3 separate regions of the Mus musculus genome follow, and regions 1 and 3 are each linked to region 2. The links are chromatin loops, found by intact Hi-C in ENCODE. Cell type or tissue: left cerebral cortex. All regions are shown on one strand.

What was found. Peaks named below come from ENCODE experiments on the same cell type or tissue, not always from the same donor. Only the 100,000 strongest peaks of a DNase experiment are listed, where the experiment ranks them.
Region 1: a loop joins it to region 2, with 5 times the contacts of the local background. A loop is called at or near these places in 18 of 42 quality-filtered maps.
Region 3: a loop joins it to region 2, with 2.5 times the contacts of the local background. A loop is called at or near these places in 2 of 42 quality-filtered maps.

The regions. Positions count from the first base shown.
Region 1 is chr8:94,818,160-94,826,159 of GRCm38, reverse strand. Ciapin1 (cytokine induced apoptosis inhibitor 1) reads left to right here. Exons shown (of 9, transcript NM_134141.4): 7 at 829-944; 8 at 2,429-2,507; 9 at 2,953-6,342. The coding sequence ends at 3,063. Among named protein-coding and RNA genes, the nearest start is that of Ccl17, 12 kb to the right of the region's middle. In left cerebral cortex, CTCF peaks have their summits at 1,785 (motif pointing right) and 3,392 (motif pointing left); DNase peaks (open chromatin) are centred at 3,163 and 3,352; H3K27ac peaks cover 746 bases.
Region 2 is chr8:94,905,680-94,913,679 of GRCm38, reverse strand. Ccdc102a (coiled-coil domain containing 102A) reads left to right here. Exons shown (of 9, transcript NM_001033533.3): 2 at 1-597; 3 at 2,026-2,252; 4 at 3,828-3,936; 5 at 5,290-5,406; 6 at 5,756-5,965; 7 at 7,578-7,748. The coding sequence starts at 16. Among named protein-coding and RNA genes, the nearest start is that of Ccdc102a, 8.4 kb to the left of the region's middle. In left cerebral cortex, CTCF peaks have their summits at 147 and 4,624 (motif pointing right); DNase peaks (open chromatin) are centred at 211, 366, 4,644 and 5,600; H3K4me3 peaks cover 682 bases; H3K27ac peaks cover 522 bases.
Region 3 is chr8:94,852,782-94,860,781 of GRCm38, reverse strand. It overlaps Coq9 (coenzyme Q9), which reads right to left. Exons shown (of 9, transcript NM_026452.3): 7 at 7,512-7,667; 8 at 7,124-7,177; 9 at 5,887-6,668. The coding sequence ends at 6,633. It overlaps Polr2c (polymerase (RNA) II (DNA directed) polypeptide C), which reads right to left and starts at 3,332. Exons shown (of 9, transcript NM_009090.5): 1 at 3,141-3,332; 2 at 2,986-3,035; 3 at 470-538; 4 at 286-338. The coding sequence starts at 3,226. In left cerebral cortex, a CTCF peak has its summit at 3,346 (motif pointing left); DNase peaks (open chromatin) are centred at 2,759, 2,948 and 3,343; H3K4me3 peaks cover 1,382 bases; H3K27ac peaks cover 1,793 bases.

The sequences.
Region 1 (8,000 bases), 88 kb after region 2:
AATAGTAAAGATTCTTGTAGACATATAAACCAGGAAAGAAGCTGGCCAAGATATTTTATTGGCCTCTGTCTAGGCAAGTCATTGAACACTCACTGTCTTACACCCAGTGCTTGTACCTTTGATCTGCCCTGTCTTTAAGAAATTAAGCTGGGTGGTGGTAGAATACACATTTAGTCCTAGCATTTGGAAAGCAGAAGCAGACAGATCTGAGTTCAAGGTCAGCCTGGTCTACAAATGGAGTTCTAAGATAGCCAGGGCTACACAGAGAATCCCTTTGTTGGAAAAAAAAAACAAAGAAAAATAAACAAACAAAAAGAAAGAAATTGTTTCTGCACCTTTACTATTGAGGCAAGAGTGATGAGCAAAATAAGTCATGGTTTATGTTCTCAGAGCGTGCAGATGTAACTGTCTTCACGTTACACAGATATATTTATAACTGTCTGCTTTTTTCTTCTCAAATTTTATGGAAAATGTTTCACTTCCTTTGACTGTATTTTATTCCCACAAGTAGTCATATATTGAAATAAATACAATATTTCTCTTCATTTTACCTGTTCCCATCCTCCCCATGAAAACACACACACACACACACACACACACACACACAATCTCCCTCCACCCGCTTGCTTCTCTCTCTCTCTCTCTCTCTCTCTCTCTCTTTCTCTCTCTCCTCACCATTAGCCTCCTCAGCCTGTGGCCTAGCTCACAGTGGGTGTTGCTTTTGCGTTGCACTGTGTGTGCGTTGTGTGCTTTCATAGCCTGGGCTTACGTCAGCTTTTCATCAGAGGGACCGTGGCTGTGTTGCTAAGTGTTTGCATCACTCTCCAGGATCTCATTGACTCAGACGAGCTGCTTGATCCAGAGGATTTGAAGAGGCCTGACCCAGCCTCCCTGAAGGCTCCTTCATGTGGGGAAGGGAAAAAGAGGAAGGCCTGTAAGAACTGGTATGTGCTGGGGAGCAGGTCTGCTCTGCTGGGCCCTTCTCCAGGTGTCACAGCATCTCTCTGTCCTCATTCTCTTGAAAATGGTTTTTCTCTGAGCTGTATAGAGGAATGAACTAAACAGGTAAACCTTAAAGAATGACACAGACCCATACACCATGGTGTAGATTAAGAAATGGAAGCATCCTGCCTGGGCATCCCAGCCCTTGAGAGGCAGAAGCAAGTGGATCTCTCTGAGCTCCGGGTTAGCATGGTTTATATAGAGTTCCAGGCCAGCATGCAAGAGGCTGAGGCAGGGTTGCCTATATAGCAAGACTGTTTTGAAAACTTTTAAAATAAATAAAAACAAGCTGATCATATAGGTGAGCATCTAGGTGTATTTGTTTATTCACTTTTATTAAAGGGAGCCTAGCTAGATGTTGAGGGTGGGAAAGCTCTTAAGTTTCAGAGCCTTGTGTCTTCTACAGGGATAAGGTTGCTCAGGGCAAGTCTTCCTATGTAAGCTACCAGTTTTTCCGCACCTTAAGGCTCAGGAGGAGGTGGGAGTGGTGGTTTGTCTGTCAAGCTGAGTCTTGCTGTTTCCCTAGTTTCCAATTGTGTACTGCTGTTGTTTTTGTAGTGCTGGGGGGAGTTTGAAAAGCGTGAAATAGTAGGTCCCTGTGTCACTCTGTCCTAACACAGAAGCTTTGCATTGGTATTTCTACTAGTGCCAGACAGGCTTGGCTTGTTTATTCATCCACTGGTGGTTATTATGGCTCTTTGCTTGTGTGTTTGTTTGTTTATACTTTTTAAAAAAGATTTATTTATCATTATATCGAAGTACACTGTAGCTGTCTCCAGACACACCAGAAGAGGGCATCAGATCTCATTACAGATGGTTGTGAGCCACCATGTGGTTGCTGAGATTTGAACTCAGGACCTTTGGAAGAACAGTCGGTGCTCTTAACTGCTGAGCCATCTCTCCAGCCCTATTTTTGGTTTTGGTTTTGGTTTTGTTGTTGTTGTTGTTGTTTTGTTTGTTTGTTTTCTGAGATAGTCTCACACTACAGTTCAGGCTCACGGGGAGCTTGGTGTTGTAACTTTGCTGACCTCTCCAGTGCTGGGGTCTCAGCCCTGCACCACCACCTTTGGCTTTATTCCAGTTTGCCAACATCAAATGAGAGGATTTCAAGTGAAAATCCAGGTTTTCTTGTGTTTAATTATTTTTGGTATGTTTGTGGTGCTGGGCATACAGCCCAGGGTCCTACACCTGCTAGGGAAGTGCTCTACCACTGGGCTCAGCTCCTTCTGCTCATGAATTTGGGTCTGCTTCCCACAGAAGTCAGCAGGACAGCTCCCCTATCCTTCTCCACTCTGCTGTCTTCCCCAGCAGCCTCACCCCTAGCCTGCTGCTTCTGTAACACTTGACTTGACATTATGTAAAAAGAGAAAAGTCTTAGGTGTATGATAGCACTGTAAGAGATTTGATGCTTCTGTTGGGTCCCCAGCACCTGTGGCCTCGCAGAGGAACTGGAGCGGGAGCAGTCCAAGGCGCAGAGCTCTCAGCCCAAGTCAGCCTGTGGAAATGTACGTACTGCACCTCCTGACACCCACCAACCCCTGACCCTAACTGCACACAGAGTAGCTGATCTTAAGGGATTTGTCACTGAGTGTTGTCATAGTGGGCCACGAGTGCAGCTGTAATGAGAAGAGGTTATCCCGAGAGGGAATCGGCATTCTCATGCCAGGCTGACAGTGGCTATCAGTTTTTATTTTGGCTGACCTTGCTGTGATCTCCTGTAGCAGAGGCTGCCTGAGCTACCTCTCCTCCGTCCCATGGGCTTCCACATAACTCAGGCAGGCCATAAACCTGCCTCAGCCTCCCAAGTACGTCAGTACAGCTGTGTTACCAACTCTCGTGGCTGGCGCCCGTACTGACTGACGTTTCATAGAACAAGAGACCCGTGGGTGTACGCAGGTGCCCTTTCCCTTTGGCCCTTAGCCTCTCTGTGTGACTGTTGTTTCTCCACAGTGCTACCTGGGTGACGCTTTCCGCTGTGCCAACTGCCCCTACCTCGGGATGCCAGCCTTCAAGCCTGGCGAGCAGGTGCTCCTGAGCAATAGCAATCTCCAGGATGCCTAGGAGGGACCTCAAGCCCACACACCTCCTCCTCCAGCAACTCCTGTCCTCAGCTCCTCCCACGGCCTCCTCCCACCTCTGGATTCAGGCGCTCTGAAAACACTCACAGGGAGAGGCTTGCAGCCGAGCGAGCGAGCGAAGCTGCTGTGGGCAGTGGGGTGGGGTGCTGCTGTGTCTTGAAAGACCAAGGATTGAGGGGACCTGTCTCTTAGTGTTAGGGGAAGAGGGTGGATGCGCCTAAGGAACTCTGCTCCTGGTGTTACAGTGCTGTCCCTCTCCACCCTTGAGTATTTATGCTGAGTAAGCTCCAGGCTCCGCTCAGTGATGCTGCCACCTGCTGGACTTCCTCAGGATGTAGTTCTTGGAGCCATGGGTTAGCTGTCAAAGGGCCTCAGGGGCACCAAAGAAGTCACTCCCCCAGTTGTGATCCATCTTGTGTCCCTCTGCCTTTCTCACCTCACCCCGTTTTACTGTAGTGTTGTATCTGTGTCCTGTTGTCATTTCTGTTAAATGGTATTAAACTTTTGTGTTTTTATGTCTCCCTTTTACTGTGAGTGTGTCTTTGTGTCTGTGTGTGGTAGTGAAGGGTTGTCTGTCACCCATCCACATTCAGCTTGGACTATGAAAATTGTTTTTGAAGAAGTCATCGTCACACAGGAGTGGGGCCAGAACTGCCCACTAGCTAGGACTAGGATCTGTCTTCACCTCCTGTAGGAGCCAGGTGGAGAATGCAGGTTAGGGCAGGCTGGACCAGCAGCAGGAAGTATCAGAGCAGGAGGCCCTCTTCAGTCTCCCTCCTGCCTCTGCCCACATCCCTGTTATCCATCATGCCTGCTGTTACCTGTCCTTGTTACTTGATCTGCTTAGCTAGCTTCTGCTGCTATGGGTGTGGTGAAAAGCCCTTTGAGAAGCAGAATTTCTGTTGACCCCAGTGACCCTTGCCTTGTGTTACCTCCCCTCCAATTACAGCAAACCCTGAAAACCTCTGGTGTTTCTCTTCTGAGTGGAAGAGGCTTTGCTAAGTGAAAGGGTTTTACAGATGGACCCACAGTCCCTGCTGATTAAAGTTAATTAGACGGGAGATTATCCTTGGCCCATTCTCTTGATCCTTTAAAAGAATTAGAAAACAAAGGCTTTGTTTTGCTGCCTGTGCACAAGCTAGTGGTGAAGTTTTAGGAGGTGTGTACCTCTTAGCCCTACTAAGAAAGTGGGAGCCAGGCAGTGGTGGTGTATGCCTTTAACCCCAGCACTTGGCAGCCAGAGGCAGCCGGATTTCTGAGTTCAAGGCTAGCCTAGTCTACAGAGTGAGTTCCAGGACAGCCAGGGCTACACAGAGAAACCCTGTTTTGGGGGGAAAAAAAGGGTGGTGGTGGGGTGGTGGTGGTTACAGCCCCACAGCAAGGAGCTTGGTTCTGTCATCACTGTGCCAGCTTGAAAGAGGACTCGCTTTCAAATGAGAACACAGCCTGTGCCTGAATTAATGGCTGGGATCCATGGATGGAACACTTGGGTATGCACAAAGCCTTGTTTTTGATTCCTAGTACCAAAACCAAAAAAGGTTTTCTCAGGCCAGAGCAATTGACAGAAAAGCCAAGATAATAAGTGGGGGTGTGGCTGACTGATTTGTCACACAGCAACAAAAACTCAGCCCCAGATGGGTTTAGGTTTAGCTGACCAACTGGCCCAGTCACAGACCTGTTGTCGGCCTCTACTGCAGTTACCTAGGTGAGGGACAAACACTTGAGCCTCTAGGAGGAGGAGATGCTCCTGGACCAGAGCTTCCTTGTGGGCTTAGTAAACGCCACAAGCCCTTCAGACCTGCTTGTTGATTGCTAGCTATGACTGGCACGAAGGATAATGATTTGGTTGGCTTGGTTAATAGGGCCCTGGCGTCAGTCTTTGTGTCCTTCCACAAGGGCCAGAAGGAGCATATCCAGTTTAGTCAGTCCTAGGCTGGTGGAGAGAATCCTTGCCCAGAGCACATGTAGGCCTCTGCCTGGCTGCTGCTGCACACCAAGGAATTTGCAGTGGTAGGGGCACAGCTATTTGTCTGGCCAGACTCTTGAGTCTGTGACCATAGCCTAAGGAGGAGTTTCAGCCATTGGTAAGCTTACAGTATAGAACCCAAAAACAAATTCAACCTAAACTCCCATGGATACATGTGTGGGCCTGGAAGCCTTGGTTTTGTAGTAAGTGTAATGGTTTCTTTGTGTTTATGTGTATACAGGCACACGTGCCATGGTGCACCTGGAGGTCACGGAATAACTTGCCAGAGCTGGTTCTCCTTCCACCACGTGGGTCCCAGGGATCAAAGCCAGGTCCTCAGGCTAGGCAGCCATTACCTTCCCGCACTGAGCCATCTCATTGGTTCTTGTCTTTTGTTTTTGTGAGACTGGGTTACATGGAAGCTGGGCTCTCCTCCATCTCCCTCCCTCCCCCTCTCTTCCCCTGTCTGAAACAAACTCTGGTTATCGTAGCCTGAATCTCACCGTGTAGCCCAAACTAGCCTGCACCTCATGGGGCTCCTCAGGCTCCCGAATACTGGCATTGCAAGCATGTCCCATCATGCTAAACCTGGCTTTTAAAAAAATGTGGTTTTTTTTTTTCATTTTATGTGTATGTATGCATATATGTCTGTGTACCAGGTTTGTGCAGTGCCCAGGGAGCCCAGAGAGGGTGTCAGCCCCCCTGGGATTGGACTTAGAGCTGTGAGCCACTATATGGGTGCTGGGAATCAAACAGGTTCTCTGTAAAAGCAGCTAAGTTCTCTTAACCATTGAGGAATCTTCCAGCTCCCTGGCTTCTTAGCTCTATGGAGTCTTTGGCTTAGAATCTGGTATTGTGGCATCTAGTTTCCCCTCGTTCTGAAATCACTTGGTTAGTATAGGCAGCAGAGGCAGGCCACATCTTTCCTGGGCTTTGGTGACAGCTGGGCCTTAAGGGGTCTTGGAGCTGAAGCATGAGGGGGTGTGAGTGAGACAGGTTGCAGAGGTGAAGGCCCTCGGGCTTTGCAGATACTCCTGGTTGAGCTGAGTCTACAGGGAAGCCTGCCATTGCTTGAAGCTGATAGTTCTCTGATGTTACAAAATACTGCTTCACCCAGTATGTGGTGATGGCGATTCGGAAGGCGAAGCAGAAGCCCTACCAGATAAGAGTGAAGGCGTGGCCAGATGGGGACACAGCAGGATTTGTTTGGACAGTTCAACACTGGCTGACCATTGGAATCACTGGGCAGCTTCCAAAAATAAAAACAACCTCCTGTGCCTGGGTGTTATTTACAAAGACAAAAATCAGAATCTTCTGGAGTGGTCTAGGGTAGCAGTGTTTCACGAGGCTTTCCCAGATGATTCTAAAGTGCATTCTGTATTAGAGAAGACTTTTCTCACACAGCAGAAAGCAAGGTAAAAAGCATCCCAGCCAGGTATTGCAGTGCGCCTGCAACTCCAGCACTCTAGAGGCCGAGGCAGGAAGATTGAAAGTTTAAAGCTAGCCTGGGCCAAAGTTCTAGGTCAGGCTAGACTACATAATGAGACTATGTTGAAAACCAAAAATCCCAAGCAGATATATTTGAAGAGCAAGAACCTAGGGTGTGGCGGGACAGTGGTGGTGCATGTCTTTAATCCCAGCACTTGGGAGGCAGAGGCAGGCGGATATCTGAGTTCGAAGACAGCCTGGTCTACAAAGTGAGTTCCAGGACAGCTAGGGCTGTACAGAGAAGCCCTGTCTTGAAAAAGATCCTACAGTGCAATCAGGTAGCCCTTAAGAGAGTGGAGCAAGTTATAGGGCCACATCATCTGGCTTAGAGCAGTAGAGGTGATCTATAGTTGAGGATGTGGAAGAGCTAAAGTGTCAGAAGGATGTGTGTGCGTGCCCCCATGCATGCATGTGCACAGGAGAGAGATGGGGGTGGCGGTGAAAGGAATATTATAAATATCTAATGGATACATGCATATATATATAACTTGAGTACATGTGACAAAGATGTTCCAGAAAACTGGTGAACACTCCGGGACAGAATATGTTCTGGAATAGAGATGAGATGGGGAAGCAGGCTTTCAGGGTAGAGGGATAGTTGGTTGGTTAGTTTGAGACTGGGTCTCATACAGTAGCCTAGGCTAGCCTAGAACTCACCTTGTAGCTTAGAAGGTAGTCTTCCTGCTTCAGCCTCCTGAGTGCTGACATGAAGGTAAGGCACCACATCCACTAGCAAGACTGTTGATTTCCAACCCAAGGCCTCCTCACACATGCTCAGCACACTTAACCACTGAGCTACAGTCCCAGCCCACTGGTGAGTCATTCTTTAACGTATTTTATCATTGATTGATATGCCTTACACATACATGTATTTTGTATCTTAGGATACTTTATTTGTAAAACAAGGGAACATAAACCCCGAGGCTTAGGAAAACAAAGTCCCAAACCTCCTGACAAGGATCTTCAGAGACTGATTCCATATGTGGAACAGCACAGCAGCTACATAAATAGTCTCCATAGCATGTAAACACTAGCAGGCAGGAGGCAAAGGCAGGACGGAGGGTCCAAAGCCATGCTGGGCTATAGCAAGATGCTACCTGCAAGAAGAAAGTTAAGAAAGAAAGCATAGCAGTACTACGGAGAATGTAGCACAGAGCCGATGAATACCGACCACACAGAACCCTTACCTTTTCATTTATTTTCTGTGTGAGTGCTTGTGGTTGTCACAATTTGTAGGAGGTCGTCAGAGGACAGCTTGGAGTTGTTTTCCTCCTTTCGTGTGTGTGTGTGTGTGTGTGTGTGTGTGTGTGTGTGTGTGTGTGTGTGTGTGCGTGCGTGCCAAGATCAAACTTAGGGAGTTAGGCTTAGTGGCAAGGACCTTTCCCCACTGTGCTTGCCATCTCACTGGCCTGGGGCATAATTTTTGCTAAAAAGTGCACAAATGTATAAGATACAATGACACGGAC
Region 2 (8,000 bases):
CAGCCCAGCCTCACTATGAGCCACGGTCCGAGCCCGCGGCTGGCTGAGTCTCCGCAGCTGTCCAAGAGCAGCCTGCTCACCATCCTGGGCAGCCCGTCCCCGGAGCGCATGGGCCCGGCCGACTCGCTGCCACCCACGCCGCCTAGCGGCACCCCGTCACCAGGACCGCCACCCTCACTACCCTTGACTGCTCCCGCTCTGCTGGCCGACGGCGACTGGGAGAGCCGCGAGGAGCTGCGGCTGCGGGAGCTGGAGGAGGCGCGCGCGCGAGCCTTGCAGATGGAGAAAACAATGCGCTGGTGGTCGGACTGCACGGCGAACTGGCGCGAGAAGTGGAGCAAGGTGCGCGCCGAGCGCAACCGTGCGCGGGAAGAGGTGCGCCAGCTGCGCCAGCGCCTGGATACGCTCACCAAGGAGTTGGCGGGCGCGCGCCGTGAGCGCCAGGAGGCTCAGGGCGAGTGCGAGGCGCGCGGCCGCGAGCTGGCCCGGCTGCGGGGAGTGCACAGTGCGGCCGACAAGACTCACGACGGTCCGGAGCCCGAACGCGAGCAGGAGCCGGTGCGCGACATCGGGGCGGAAAGGCCGCCTGGCAGCCAGGTGCGCCCTACTACACGACTTGGAAGAAGGCTGGCATTCGGGCCAGTGTTGCACAGGGGCCCAGATGGGAGGGAGCAGTGACAAGAGCTAGTAAGGATCTGGTTTCCAGTGCGGTGCTGGTCAGCCCTACGTCCACTTAATGGTGGTGGTGGTGGGGATCTGGAGCAGGTAAAGGTCACCTTGCTTTGGAGATTCCCAAGTTCTAGCCGTCCCTCCTCCCCATTTAGAAGTCATCAAAATCAAAGAATCTTCCATAATAAGCACAGGAGAGATCCTTGAACTTGGCTTAGATTAGTGATAGAGCTGACTCCTCATTCTTTCATCCTGAAGGGATGTGGTCTCTTTGGGAGCCTTTGGGAGGGGTGGCAGAAAAACTGTCTAAACAAAACAAAACAAAACAAAAAGTTAGTTAAGCTGGGACTGAGAGGAGGCATACAGATTAGCTGCAGGAAGTGCCAGAATCCATAATCTACCGTCATTGCAGAAGCCCGGAGGCTGGGGGCCTGCTGAGCCTGGGCAGTGGCGGTAGCTGTCCCCATCATTCAGGGTCTACAGTCACATTATCTCCTACAGCAGACCCTGAGACACAGGGAGGTTCAGAACTGAGCTCTGTGTTGGTTCCTCCGGCAGCTGGGTTTGTACCCTGGTGGTGAATGCTAACACTATAGTTGGTCAGAATGACAGAATCCCAAGGGCGGGCCACAGAGGCAAAGACCCAGCTTTGGTCCCCAGAAGACCAGACCCCAGCAATGGTTCTCTTAGCTGCTCCCCTCCTCTCTGACCTAACCCTCTCCCTATGACCTAGTATTTGGAGACATTTTTCTAACCTAGCTACCAGGGCCTCGTGTTCTCTTTGCCCTCTTGTTTGGTAGTCATCACAGCCCCAGAGTCCCCAGGGACAGTTTAGAGCCCCAGGTCTACAGTCTGAGTTTACATGCCAGCTCAGGTGTGACCCTTCCTTTCTGTCATTCCCATCTGTCCCAGGTGGCAGCCAGAGTGCACCACAGGACCATCTGAGGTCAGGGGAATAGGAGGTCAGTCCTTCACAAGTTCTCAGAGCCACCAGCCTCCCTGTGCCCAGGTTTGCCCCTGAATCGGAATCCTGAGCCTTGGTGGGAATTCTTGCCTCACTAGTTGCAACCATTGCACCCAGTGTTTGCATACTTGGGGTGATGGGGGCCTTCCCGGGGAATGTTCCAGGAAACAGGAAACCCTGGTAGCTGGCAATGTTCTTCCAGGATGTGAAGGCGGAGGCCCAGAGGAGAATAAAATGAAATGCCAAAGACAAAACCAGGGCCAGGAGGCACTGTTATCACCTGCCTCAGGTCACTTAGCAAGCTCCTTCCAGAGCAGGGCCTCAGCTAGCCATGAGGATGGAGGCCAGAGCAAGGCCCTGGACCAGGCAGTCCCTTACCTTGGTCCCCACAGGAGCTGGACCTGGTAGAGAGCCTGCTGAAGAGCAGACCAGAGGAGCCTGAGGGCTGCTGGGATGCCTGCAGTGTAGCAGCAGGGGGCCCTCGGGTCAGCTCAGGACGCCAGGATCGCAACCGCCTGCCCTGGGAGGACACAGCCAGTACAGAAGAGGATGCCTCCAAGTTGACTGCTCTGCGCCTACGGCTAGATGAGTCCCAGAAAGTGCTCCTCAAGGAGCGAGAGTGAGTTATGGGCGGTGGGGTTGGGTGAGGGGCTGGAGCCTGGCACCCCCAGAATCCTAAGTGATAACACATGAAAGCCGTTGAGGCACAATCTCAGGTTTTACTTCCCTCAGGGTGGATTTTTGTTTTGGTCTTTTTGGTCATTTTTCTCCCCTCCCCCCTGCAGCCTCCCACTACAGGACTGAACCCAGGACATGTGCTTACTAGGGAAGTGCTCTATCTACCATTGAGCTAAATCCCAAACCCCACAATCTAAGATTTTAGAACAGTGAACCCACTACATTCTTTTTCATTTTTTAGTAAAGATTTTTAAATATTATGTGTGTGATGTGTGCGTGCGTATGTTATCTGTCTGCCCATCCTTCTGTCTGTGAGTGTATGTTTGTGTCTATATGTGTATGTGTATACCGTGTGTGTGTCTGGCGCCCATGGGTATTGGAAGAGGAGGGTATTGGATCCCCTGGAACTGGAATTACAGATGTTTATAAACTGCCATTTTGGATGCCAGGAACCAACCCTAGGTCTATTGTAAGGGCAGCAAGTACTTTTACCTCTGAGCCATCTCTCAGTTCCCCATCCTTTTGTTTTTAAAATAGGGCCTCAGTACATGAACCCATGCTGACCGTGTGTAGCCTACGGTGACCTCCAGCTTACTTCTGGTGGTAGAGAGGGTAGCAGGCTCAGAAAAAGCAGGAATGGAGATTGGTTAGGAAGTTTAGGGTTAGAGGAGTTGTGTTTGGCTCAGCAAAGTAACAGTTTGTGAACGGGTAGGTCTGGAGGTCCGGAGGAGTCTGGATGAGAGGTGCAAAGGCAGGGGTCATGAACAATAGAAATGTAAGACTCAGTGGTGTGGATGGGCAAGGAGAAGGTTATGGGGTGGGGTCCTGGTTCTGTCAAGCTCAGAGGCTGGCAGAGGAAGTGGGCAGTGAAGAGGAAGGGGAGCCATTTGCAGTGCAAAGGAGCTAAGAGAGACTGTTTCACAGGAGAGTGGGTGGCTAGACTGAGACTTAGTTGACGGATGGATTTAGAACATGGAGGTCATCATGGGCTTTGGGGAGGGCGATTAGAGGGTCTGACCTGATGATGTTCGTGAATATTCTACAGCTCTGGTGTCTAGGAAATGAGTGTATAGATGATATACTTGGTTCACATGTGTGATTTTACTTTTTAAAAAAATCATATAAGGACTACGCAAGAGGGGATTTGCTCAATGGTAGAGTGCTTGCCTATCATGGATCAAGTCCTGGTTCCATGGGACAGGGGAGGAAAGGGAAGAAGGAAGAAAGCATACCTCTGACGACAGTTGGACTAATACTTCTGTGGGTATCACATCTTTGGCTAAGGAAAGCCGAAGGGACCAGGTAGCCAGCAGAAGCTAGGCAGAGGATGACATAGGTTCTTCCTGACCACATCCCCTGCCCACGCCTCATCTCAGACTTCTAGCCACAGAACATGGGAGAACACAGTCTATTGTTTAAACAACAGCAAAGTCAAGCTAACATATTCCCTGAAATATGAAGTCAAAACAAAAGAAGTCTAATAACGTCTTTGTGCTTGCCTATCCCCACTCCCCAGGGATAAGCTGGCTCTGAGCAAAAACATCGAGAAGCTGGAGGGGGAGCTTAGCCAATGGAAGATCAAATACGAGGAGTTGAGCAAGACCAAGCAGGAGATGCTCAAACAAGTAAGGCTGGGTGTGGGGCTGGGACATTCTGGTGGGGGTGGCTGCACGCTGGGGGCTTCCAACCTAGGGGTCAAGTTAGGATAGAATTCACACACTCAGCCATAGTAGTTCCGAGTACCAGGACAGGTGGTTAATGGTAGCACAGCCCAGGGCTGTGAAGGCATCAAAAGAGCATGAGATGGGATGGAGGCCAAGGAGGGCCTCTATAAGATGACATATGAGCCGGGTCTGGTGGGACACACCTGGAATCCCAGCCCTTAGGAGGCAGAGACTGGAGGATTGCCTTGAGTTCAAGGCCAGTTTGGACACCCTGACTCAGCATCCCTCCTCCACTCCCTACATGACCTTGTTTGAATCAAGACCTAAAGGAGCCAAATGGAGCCATTTTTGAGCATATAGGGCATTTGGTGGCTCACAGCAGCAGTCCTGAAGTAGGCAGACAACTGGTGTGTGCTGGACACAGAGGAGGTAGTATGGCTGGAGAATCCTGTCAGAGGGAGGATCAAGAGGCTACATTTCAGAGGGTTTGTGATCAGAACGGAAGTGTCAGATGTGACATTTAGTGTGTGTCCAGTGAAACTGAAGCCTCTTGGCAGTCAAAAGAAAATGCAACCTCACGGTCCCATCTCAGCCATGAGGTGCTCAAAGCAGGCTACTTCGTCTCCCTCTTGTACAGATTGAGTATGTCCACCAGGGGGCGCAGCCATCCTGGGAAAGCCTTGCTGGATCCTCTGGGTTCATGGAGGTCAAAGACCAGAGACTTGCATTGGAAATTTGCCCACACCTGGGAATCTCTTCAAGTTCATAAAGAGTCCCAGAACCCCTGCCTACCTACTTGAATCTCCCTTCTTTTGGGGATCTGGGAACCTGGCCCCACATTATTCAGACTGCCAACTGTAGTTGCCAGAAGGACACTAACAGAGAGCCAATGTGCATCTGCGCAGAAAATGCTCTTGTGCCTGGCTTCCATCCACAGTATTGTCTTAGATGCCCACTGTGTACTTGCGTGGACCAGCAGCTTGGGAGAAGTGCCCACAGCGGTTCTGATGTCTGTGCATACACACTGGTGTTGAGAGCCATGGGGAAGGCAGACAGACAAGCTCTCTGCCCTCTGGGTGTGCAGTCTTGTGGGCAGTGGGAAGAGGCCAGGTGAATGGGAGTAGCACACGGGAGCAAGATGTTGCAGGGCTTTGTGAGAGCATAGGAGTTGGGTGCTATCTCGAGGCACCAAGAACTCTCAGAGGAGCCTACTCTGAAAAGTCCTTCATTGCCTTGGCTGGTGCTCACCTCTAGTACGGCCTCTGGGATCTATCCCGGTGGTTCTCATGACCAGGCTGGCTGATGTCCTTGCAGCTCAGCATCCTAAAGGAGACGCACCAGGATGAGTTGGGCCGCATGTCGGAAGACCTGGAGGATGAGCTGGGCGCACGCTCTAGCATGGATCGCAAGATGGCTGAGCTGAGGGGTGAGGTCAGTGGTGGGCAGGATGGAGGGGCAGTGCTCAGGGGTTTGATCAAGCAGTCCGTAGGAAAAGGATAAAAGTCCCAGCTGTGCTGTGAGGGGGCCCGTCCACACCCCAGGGGCCTAGCCTGCAGGAGGCACCCCCTTTCCCACACAAAACCCAGAAGCGCCCCCACATCCTGCACACCGTGAAAAAAATAAAAGCCCGGCATAATTATAGCTGCTGCAGCTGGATCTGCTTCCTGGTGCCATTTTTGGCTTCAGGAGGGGGGGGTGCATCTAGCTTGTCTCTCCACTCCTGTTCCCCCCACCCCACCCCAACCCCCCTGGAGTCTCACTACCTCCCTTGCTGCTGCAGATGGAAAGGCTCCAGGCAGAGAATGCGGCCGAGTGGGGCCGCAGAGAGCGGCTGGAGACAGAGAAGCTGGGCCTGGAACGGGAGAACAAGAAGCTGCGCGCACAGGTTGGAGACCTGGAGGAGGCTCTGGCCCGCAGACGGCGGCAGAATGCCAGTGCCCTGGACTGTGACCTGAGGGCCAGCCAGGCTGCTCTTTTCGAGAAGAACAAGGTGGGCTAGTCAGCACACTACTGTATGGCCTGCATGTGAATGACCACACAGTATAGGCTGAGCCTCTGATCCCCCCCAAACCAAACATCCAAAATGCTTTCAACCCCCCCCCCCCGACTTTGAGCATCCACTCAATGCCTTAAAAGAGCAGAAAATTTCACACCTACATGTGGTCGGTACCAATCAAAATGTGAGGGCAGAAAAGATGCTGAAGAAAATTGCCCTCAAGCCCTGGTGACATATGCATTCAACTAGTGGATTCTATGTTTAGACCCAGGGCCTGTCCCCAAGAGACCTCATGATGTATGTGTGAATACCCCCCAAAAGTCCAAAAAAACTGTGGAATCTAGGCTGAAGATAAAGTTTGGTAGGGTACCTGCCAATCATGCACAGAGCCCCGGGTCCCATCCCCAGCATCCTATAACATAGTGTGATGTCTCACACCTATAGTCCCAGTGCTCGGGAGGTAGAGGCAGGAGGATCACAAGTTCAAAGTCATCCTTGGCTACAGAGAGAATTCAATGTCAGCCTAGGCTACATGAGACTCTTTTTATTATTATTATTATTATTATTATTATTATTATTATTATTATTATTATTAATCAAAATACTTGAGCCTAGGCACTTCAGATAAAAGATACTCAACCTGCAACTGCATTGACTAAACTCCTATAAGATAAAGCAGTTGATAATTATAGTAGCTCTGTATGCTGAACACCTACTGTGCGATCCTGGCAGCAATGAGCAGACAGGTGTGTCTACCTGTTTCACGAATGATGGTTTAAAGGAACAAAAGTGCTGTCTCCATCACATGGTCAGGCCTGATCCTGAAAAGGTTTCCCTTGGGGGTGGGGGTAGGGGTCAGTGGGGGACAGCAACTTTGAGCTGAGGTCTGCTGGAGAAGCAGAAGTTAACTGGTGGTAAACTGACCTTCCAGAGGGTAGAGCGAGAACAGGGGAGTCCCAGAAGAAATGAGGACTCTGTCTGGGTAGGGGTGACAAGGGGGCCCAGGCAGACGAAACAGGATCCATGGCTGCAGTGTGAGAGCAGCCAGCAGGGGTGAAGCGGGAAGCTGCCAGGTGGCAGGCTGTAGTAGGACAGAGGATGGGAGGCCATTGCAGTTCCCAAGGCTACCAGGGATGCCAGACAATGGACCCTGCTGGAGTAGATGGACTGGACAGGACCAATGAGCCCTTCAGTAGGAAATGAGACACCCCAGAGTAGGGCAGCCCTCTCTTTTCCTGGCTGTCCCTCTGCTTTTGACCTCTGCTCTTCTCCCGTGCCACACTCCTCTGTCTAGCTCATCCCCAGAGCCAGAAGTTTCATGCCACATGCTTGTCACTAAGACTGTAGACTTCACTGCTCCCCCAAACCCTGACCTGAAGTTCCACAGTCCACTGGACACCCTCCTGGCTCATTACAGTTCCACACGCAGATAAAGCCACTGAGTCACACACCCACCTCACGAGGTGGCACTGCCAGCTCCCGATTGATCAGTAAGCCTTGGAGCTCAGAACGTCCCAGCAAGTGGGACATCCCTTCAGAGGAGACATGAGGCCCCATGGGTGAGTGAGCATGTGGCCTGATGGCCTGAGCCTCCCCACCCCTGCAGGAACTGGCAGATCTGAAGCACGTGCACGGCAAACTCAAGAAGCAGTTTCAAGAGAAGGTGGCCGAGCTGGCACACGCCAATCGGCGCGTGGAGCAGCACGAGACGGAGGTCAAGAAGCTGCGGCTGCGGGTGGAAGAGCTCAAGAAAGAGCTGGCCCAGGCAGAGGATGAGGTAAATATGAATAGGCCTGAGAGGGACAGGCCATTCACCCCCACCTGTGTTCCTGTATGCTGGGGCCCTGGCACCTGAGACAGGAAGTGAGGGCAGCTGGAGAGAAAGGAAAGTGGATGAGCTGAGTGAATGAGCCAGGGAGGTGAGTGGTGGTGTAAATGGTTAGAAGGCAGGAGGACTCCCCCATGCACAGAGGACTAGATGGACAGATGGATGGAGAGCGGAGTGGATGAATGAGGTAGAGCGGCAGGT
Region 3 (8,000 bases), 53 kb after region 2:
GCTGTCCTGGAACTCACACAGAGCCGCCTGCCTCTGCTTTCCAAGCTCTGGGATCAAAGGCGTGCGCCACCACACCCACCCGTGTGTTCCCTTTTGAGGCTCACTGATGACGCCTGGATGTGCTGAGAGCAATCCGATGCTCCATCAGAACCAAGGACCACACTATTAAGACATCATCTCCACCATCAGCCACAACAACTGGAAGGGAGACACCCCGGAAGACTCCAGGGAGAACAATCCCCCGGCCCCTCCCCGTGGCCCCAGTCTTCCCACCAGCACACATACCCGGGAGTACTGCAGCTTGTCCACAATGTCATCACTAGTGAGGGGGATTAAACCTGCAAGACACAGAAGAGTGCTTTGCAGAACAGCCAACAGCCAAACCATCACAAGAGCCTCAAGGAGGTCACGCAGGCTGGGGACAGGGAGCGTCCCATTTGATCCGGTCCACCTCAACACCAGCACTCACCAAGCCTGTGCGCGATGAATTCATCATGAAGGACCGAGGAGTTGGCGTCAATCTGAACCCAGTCGATGGCTGGAAAAGGCAGCAACAAAACAGGGTAAGTGAGGACTAGTCACCAGACACATCTACAGACCTGCAGCAGCACTGTCTCCACTCTGCCCGGCGCTCAGGGAGCAGAGCCAGCGCCTGGTCTACAAAGTGAGTTCCAGGACAGCCAGGGCTACACAGAGAAACATTGTCTCAAAAAACAAAACAAACAAACAAAACCCAACCAAACAAAAACAAAAATTAAAAAAAAAAAAAAAAAAAAAAAAGCAAGCAAGCAAGCAAGCAAGCATCAATTCAGCTTACAAAGTTGAAGGTGTCCTGACCAGGCTGCAAGAGGCTCAAAGTGACTTCAAAGTGATGGCTCCAGGTTCAGGCATCCCACACGCCATACATAACACCTTCCTGCCCCAGTGGGGGATGGGCCTTGCTAGTGATACACCACACATGCATGCACATACTCTCTCTTAGAGCTTTTTGGGATATTTAAGGAGTTGAATACTTATCTAAGGATTACTTTAAATCTGCTACCTGTGCCAATCCCAAACCCAAGAACGAAAGCTATCTGGACACCATGGGCTGGAGGGATGGCTCCGCAGTTCTGAGGTTCCTGGCACCCATGTCAGGCAGCTCACAACCCCTGTAACTCCAACTCCAGGGGCATCTGAGACCCCTGGCCACCTCCAGCCCCTGCATTCACTGGTAAACACCCACACACAGAGACACAATTTTAAAAACTTAAAAGTCAGGGAAAACATCACAACAGCAAAACATCCCAAGTTTCAGGGCCCACACCTCGTTTGTGATATAACCAGATAGCCCACTTGGAATTTCAGTGTTCCTCTCATCAGTAGATGTTCACTGGACAGCTTCACCAGGGAAAGCCCACTAACAATAGAACCCAATCCCCCCCCAGGCACTGCTGGGCAAATGGGGCTGTAGCATACAGATGCTGCACTTAAGCATGTGTCTAGTCACCCATCAGCAAACACCTGCATGTAAACAATAATGTTCAGAAATCAGTGGTGTTGGAAACCCAGTTCTCAAGGAGCTGATGTAGGCCAGGAAGAGGCCGGAAGACCAGCTGAGGATAGGCCCAACCTGCCCTTCACCGCAGTGCTTCCTCAACTCAAGCAAGGACCAAGCTTCCTGATGATTTACTTCTGGGGCCCATTGAATGCCCTTAATCTACTTCCACCATTCCCATTCCCCGACCCCTGGTGGGAATTCCCCATCTCAGAAAACCTCGAGTGTCCATGTTTACAAACGCTCCACTCCCTTTTGGCCTCCTTCCTCTCTCAAAACAAACAAACAAACAAACGATAAAACTGGTCAGATTCTCCTGAAGGTGTCATATTTTGCCTTGTTATGTTTGCTCATGTCTTGTCTCTAACTGAAAACGTACATGATTTACATATGCAGCAGAAATAAGAAATTCATTTTTAAAAAGACACCAGGATGGATTTAAAAAAACAAAAAACCGAAGTCTGTCTGTCTGTCTGTCTCTCTCTCACACACACACACACACACACACACACACTTCAACAATAAGGAACAAAAGTATGTTGTTTGTTAAAGAAAATCTTAAGCCGGGCAGTGGTGGTGCACGCCTTTAATCCCAGCTCTTGGGAGGCAGAGGCAGAGGCAGGCAGATTTCTGAGTTCCAGGCCAGCCTGGTCTACAAAGTGAGTTCCAGGACAGCCAGGGCTACACAGAGAAACCCTGTCTTGAAAAACAAACAAACAAACAAAATTAGAAAATCTTTATAACACATGCTTTCTCTCATGTGGAATCTCTCTCTTTTTCTCTTTCTCTCTTTAATAAAGAGAAAGTTCGGAGCCTGCAAGATGTGCAAGATACTTTTTGTTGTCAAGCCTTAAGGAGTTCAATCCTGGGCCCCATATGGTGGGAGAAGAGAATCCCTCCTACAAGCTGTACTCTGACCTCTACACATGAACTCCGGTACTCGAGCCCAGAGATAGACACATATATGTAAATAAAGGTTTTCAAAAAGATAGGGGGAGACGACAAGAAAGTATAGCAGGGTACTATCTGGAAGGATGGGAGAGACCAGGTACACTCTGTGTGTGTAGATTTCAAACTACATAACGAAGCCCATGATTTTGTAAAATCAGCATATATGTTCAAAAGACACCAGCCAGTAGCGAACACTGACGTCAAAGCAAAAGCGCATCATCTACACTACTTCGGCAATCGCTGCATCACCTGCTAACGACGCCTAGCATCTACACCGCCCGGATGAGGAGGCTGCAGCCCTCCGCTGTTTAACAGTGCTTGGTTTTGATTTCTGTTGCTTTGGGGTAGACGAACAGTACTGGGAAACCCGCAGCTGAGCAAGGCACGCACCAAGGCGGGCCTAGGCTGCCCCAGCCCAGCGTACAGCACCGCAGTGTTCTCAGCCCCCACCCCGGGCGGAGGGTGGGCGGCACGGGCTCCCAGGGACGGTCGCTTACCTATTATGGGCACCTCTGCGATGAAGACCCTCCGAATGGAATTGGCCACCCTACAGGAGGAAAGACAGGCGGTGTGAGCGGCCCCGAAGCCACAGCCCCGGGGTCAGGAGCTCGAGGACCCGGCCGCCCGCCCGCCTCTCCCCTCGCCGCCTTACGCCAGGTCCGTGTTCTCGATAATGAACTTGACGTTCTCTTCGGTGAGTTCCGTGATCCGCACTGTTGGCTGGTTGGCGTACGGCATCGCGACCCTCCGCCAGGCTCCCGCGCCAGCCGCACAGCGCGCCTGCGCGGCCACCAGCAGTTTGTCGGCGGGGCAATCGGCGCTTCCGGCTAGTCGCGGGCGCAGCGCCACCTGCTGACCGGAGGCCGGAACTCTCCTGGCCTGTGTTTTCTAACCACACCGGCGCCAAAATGCATTGGTCCTATACTCTTGAAATCCCCAAGATATACAGCACAAAAATTAAATGTACAGGGTCATTCATGCCAACGTTATTTATAACTGCTAAAAATAACGCATTAGGCAATGATCGATAGAGACTTGGTTAAACTTACATACGGGGCTGGAGATACGGCATTGGGGATAAGAGCACTGGCTGTTCTTATGTAAGACTTGGATTGTATTCCCAGCACCCATATGATGCCTAACATCTTTAGCTTCAGTTTCTGAGGAAACTCTCTCCTGGTATCTGAGGGCACCAGGTATTCACATGGTGCACAAATATACATGCAAGCAAAACATCCTTATACATAAAAATAATTTTTAAAATACATAGGAATACAATGAAACCTTAAAAAAAACCATTAAAAAGTTGTACATCTATACATGAACAAAATGGCTAGGGAGGTGACTCAAGCATGCAAGACGACTGATAGGTTATTTCTCTGCTGGTAAAATGAGCCAATTCAAGACAGATTAGAATATATTAAAAGGCAGGTTTATTGGGAAGCTGCTCTCAGGTGAGTTCACTGGCCTTAAGAACAGAGGCCGGGGAACCGCCATGGGAAGGGCAGAGAGGGAGAAGAGAAAGGGCCTGGGGCAGGGGGAGGGAGATAGATCGATCCAGAGAGCAAGAGCAAAATGTCTGGATTCTATAGGGAAGAACCTCTTGGGGAAGGGCAGCCCAGCCTCTGGGCTGGAAAGTTCAGGGTGGAGGCAGAGCATGCCAGGTGGGGACTGAAGGATGCTGGGAGAACCTGGAGGCCAGGTCTGCTTTGACGGGTAAAATATGCACCTCAGTCACTTGTTCCAGGGTGCGAAGCCAAACCCTGATGTGCAAGGACACAAGGTCAAATTCTCAGAACACCTGTAAAGAGGCATGGTAATGCAAGAGTCTAATCTTAGGCTCCTGTGAGTAGGAAGATGGAGAGAAGAATCCCCTGGATGCTCTCAGGACAGTTAGATAACACACAAAGAAGCAAACAAGAGACCCACATCCGAGCTAATGTCAGAGAGAGTACTGTAATGCATACACAAGAAAAACAAAACCCATGTTTTTTTGTTTGTTTGTTTTTGTTTTTGTTTTTCAAGACAGGGTTTCTCTGTATAGCTCTGGCTGTCCTGGAACTCACTTTGTAGACCAGGCTGGCCTCGAACTCAGAAATCCGCCTGCCTCTGCCTCTGCCTCCCAAGTGCTGGGATTAAAGGTGTGTGCCACCACGCCTGGCTTTTTTTAAAATTTTTTTTTAAATGTATTTCTATTTTATATGTGTATGTATGTAATGGTACCAATACATCACGTGTGTGGAAGGATGCCAGGCCTGACTGCAAGTGCTCTTACCCACTGAGCCACCTCAAAGGTCCCCAACGTATACTCAACAATGTCCATATGTGTTAGACGATACACACTTTCCCTTCTACTCTTGATCGTGTGATGTTCTTCTGAAGTAGATACAATGCTCTCCACTTCTACAGATCTGTGTAGTTGCAGCTGAGGAGTTTAAATGGGCCTCTAAAAAGTGGCAGCTGTTCACACAGAGAAAAGAGGCCCTTAAACGGAACCCTGAAGGAACTACATTTAGAGGGCAGAGTTACCAGAGAATAAAGAGTTGCTGTAACAAGGAGTCACATTTCTTCCTGAGGGAGAGAGAAAAGCATTGACAGAGGGGGGCCTGGTCTACAGCACACACCATCCCTGTGAATCATGAATCACACTTGTCTGCTGAGAGGGATGCTATAGAGGATAGAGAAAAGATGAAGTGTAATTATGTGGCAGTAACTCTATGGAATGTCGAGAGGCATTAAAAAGAAAAAATCAGAGGTACAGAAAGAGCCTGACAGAAAGCCCTGTGGACAAGATCTGGAACTCAACTCTCCCCATCAGCTGATTTAAACAGAAAGACAGTGATTTGTACAGAAGACCGTGCTAACCATGGGCACAAAGGAAACGGCGCCAGTGTAGAGGCTGGAAGACTAATGAAAGCTAAGGACTGCCTGCAAGTAGTCAGAGACTAGGAGCAGACAAGAAGTGCATGGCCTGGGATTACTCTCATTTGACTGTGCCCAAAGATGCAAGGCTGTCATGGTGGCCCCGTAGGTGTGAGGATACTTAGATACTCGACATTGTCTAGATGGACATAGATGTGGGAAGCCACATACGCCATTACAAGATGGCACTGGCTACCGCTGTTAAGTTCGGGTAAACAACCAATGTGCGCATGTGCATAAGGGTTTCGTGCCACGTCACAGCCCATCCCGGGGAATGTAAATGAGGTACTGAAAGCACAACCAATCAGGTATACACACGCCACTCCTACGCCTATACAAGCAGCGCCAGTTCTGGGGCTCAGGGTCTTTCGCCTTCTCTATCAAGCTCTCCCAATAAACGTGTGCAGAAGAATCCTGTTGTGGCGTCTTCCTTGCTGGCAAGTCAGGCGTCCACACATAGACAAAACAACAAGAAATTGTTTCAAACATATTTATTATTTTTACAGATTCTAAATACACTAATGATCCTGAAGTGCATGCTGGTGTCTGTGATGCCAGGCTCAGCACAACTGTCCAAAAGGCACCTGCCTAGGGGAGGCAGCTTTCTGAGGGGATCCAGAGACAATGGCCAGTGGCAAATGTTTGTGAGCACTGTCTGCCCTGTGCTGGGGAAGAGCTCCCACTATGTGTTGCCTCCGGACCTTGGTTGTGAGCCCCTAAGAATATTTCTCAGGGGATTTTGACAGGATCACACTCTGTAGCTCAAGCAGGCTTGTAATTCTCTACAAAGACAAGCCTGCCTCTGATCTCTCAATCCTGCTGTAGCAGTCTCCTGAGTGCTGAGAATACAGACGTAGGTCACCATGCCCAGCTCCTAGAGAGCAATTCTATGGTCAAGACATGATCAAGATGCCTGTGACACCATGGCAGAGTCATGCCAAGGTTTTGTGGTTTGAAACCTTGGATGTGAGTCTCAGTTTTCAAACACACAGCTGCAATGCAAAAGGCATCAGGAGGCCAGGCCTGGCATTAGGAACTGAAGAAGTGGCCCAGTCCCAGGTCAGAACGGCAGCAAGTGCATTGTGATTTCCAGCCTTGTGGCTGTCATACGACTCCAAGTTCTTCAGTGTGTTCTCATTAACATCCTGTTCAATGGGTGGCCCATCTTGTCAAAGCCCTTCATATCTACTGCTGCTCCTCCCAGGCACATGGTTCCCTTCTCTCACCGACGCTGGTTTAGACCCGTCAGGTTCTTGAGCTAACACAGGAACAGAATTAAAGAGAGTGGTGAGGCCTGCCTTATCTCCAAGACTACAATGGGAAACCCTGGGGTGTTCAAGGTGTTCAGCAGGTATAGCTAGGACACAGACTGAAGCATACTGGGGGCCCAGAGGCAGAGGCAGTCTTCTTTAGGGGTTGGGGAGAGCTTGCCATTTGGCCAAGCTGGCCTGGAACTTTTTATCCTTCCACCTTAGCATAATGAGTGATGGAATACAGGTGTGCCCTGCCCTGCCTCACCCTACTCTAGCAATTGCTTCTTGATGACAACAGGGAAGAGCTGGGGCATTCGAGAAGATACTGAGGATAAACCAAGGTCAGTTTTATTCAGCTTCTGTTTAACCCTCCAAAGCTATATTGGTTGGTGTCACCTTACAAATAACATGGGACCAGAGTGGAATGGGAGGCAGGCAGTGTGAACTGGGCAGTACTCACCGTGACCGCTGCACCCATCAGTCCTTGCACCAGTGCCTCTCCCGTGGACTTCACCTAAGAGGAGCCTGGGTCAGATTCTCTTAAGCCCCCAGAGTGAGCTCAAAGGTGAGACAGTTAGGACAATTCAGGAAGCCTATGAGTCTCACAGTGGAGTCAAGGTGGCTTAATGAACTGGAAAAGAGCCTACGGACAACACAACCACAGACAGACAGAGCAGACTGTTAAGGAAGGGCTAGCATGAGGAAGAAATGGCCAGCCTTCTTGGAAAGACGTTTGGGACAGTCAGTTAAGGACAACAGGAAGCAAGAGAACAGCTAGGAGATCACATGTTTGAGACAGACGGGTGTGCCTACTGAAAAGGGGTTCCAAATGGCCAGTCCCCAGCTACCTGCTTAGCCGTGTGGCCCATGTTCATTGCATCATTAATCCGGTTTTCCAGGAAGCGCCACGTATCTTCAAAGTCTGGGGAGGAATCCTGCATCATCACCAGCTCTGTTGTGTTGTAGATGCCGGCCAGCACTGCACGGCGGGTGTACCAGTTAAACTGCAGAGAGACCACCCGGCAGACGGGGAATCACTGCTCTGTGGGTTACGGGAGTCTTGGGTTCTTCCCACTCAAGACCTCAGGGACGCCCAGGCTCTTTCCTCATTTCTTCTTTCCCTCACTGACACATATAGCCCTCTGGACACCACTACTACCCTGAACTTGGTTGGTTATCAAAACTGCCTGTGAGATTAAAACTATAAGCTCCTAGGTTGAGAGTCAGAGGGTCTGAATTAAGCACCAGGAACCAGGAGGTTTAACCAGCAGCCAAGATGATTTGATTGGTAAAATGCCTAACCCTTTGAGTCCTGGGAAGGCTCTATGATCTGATAG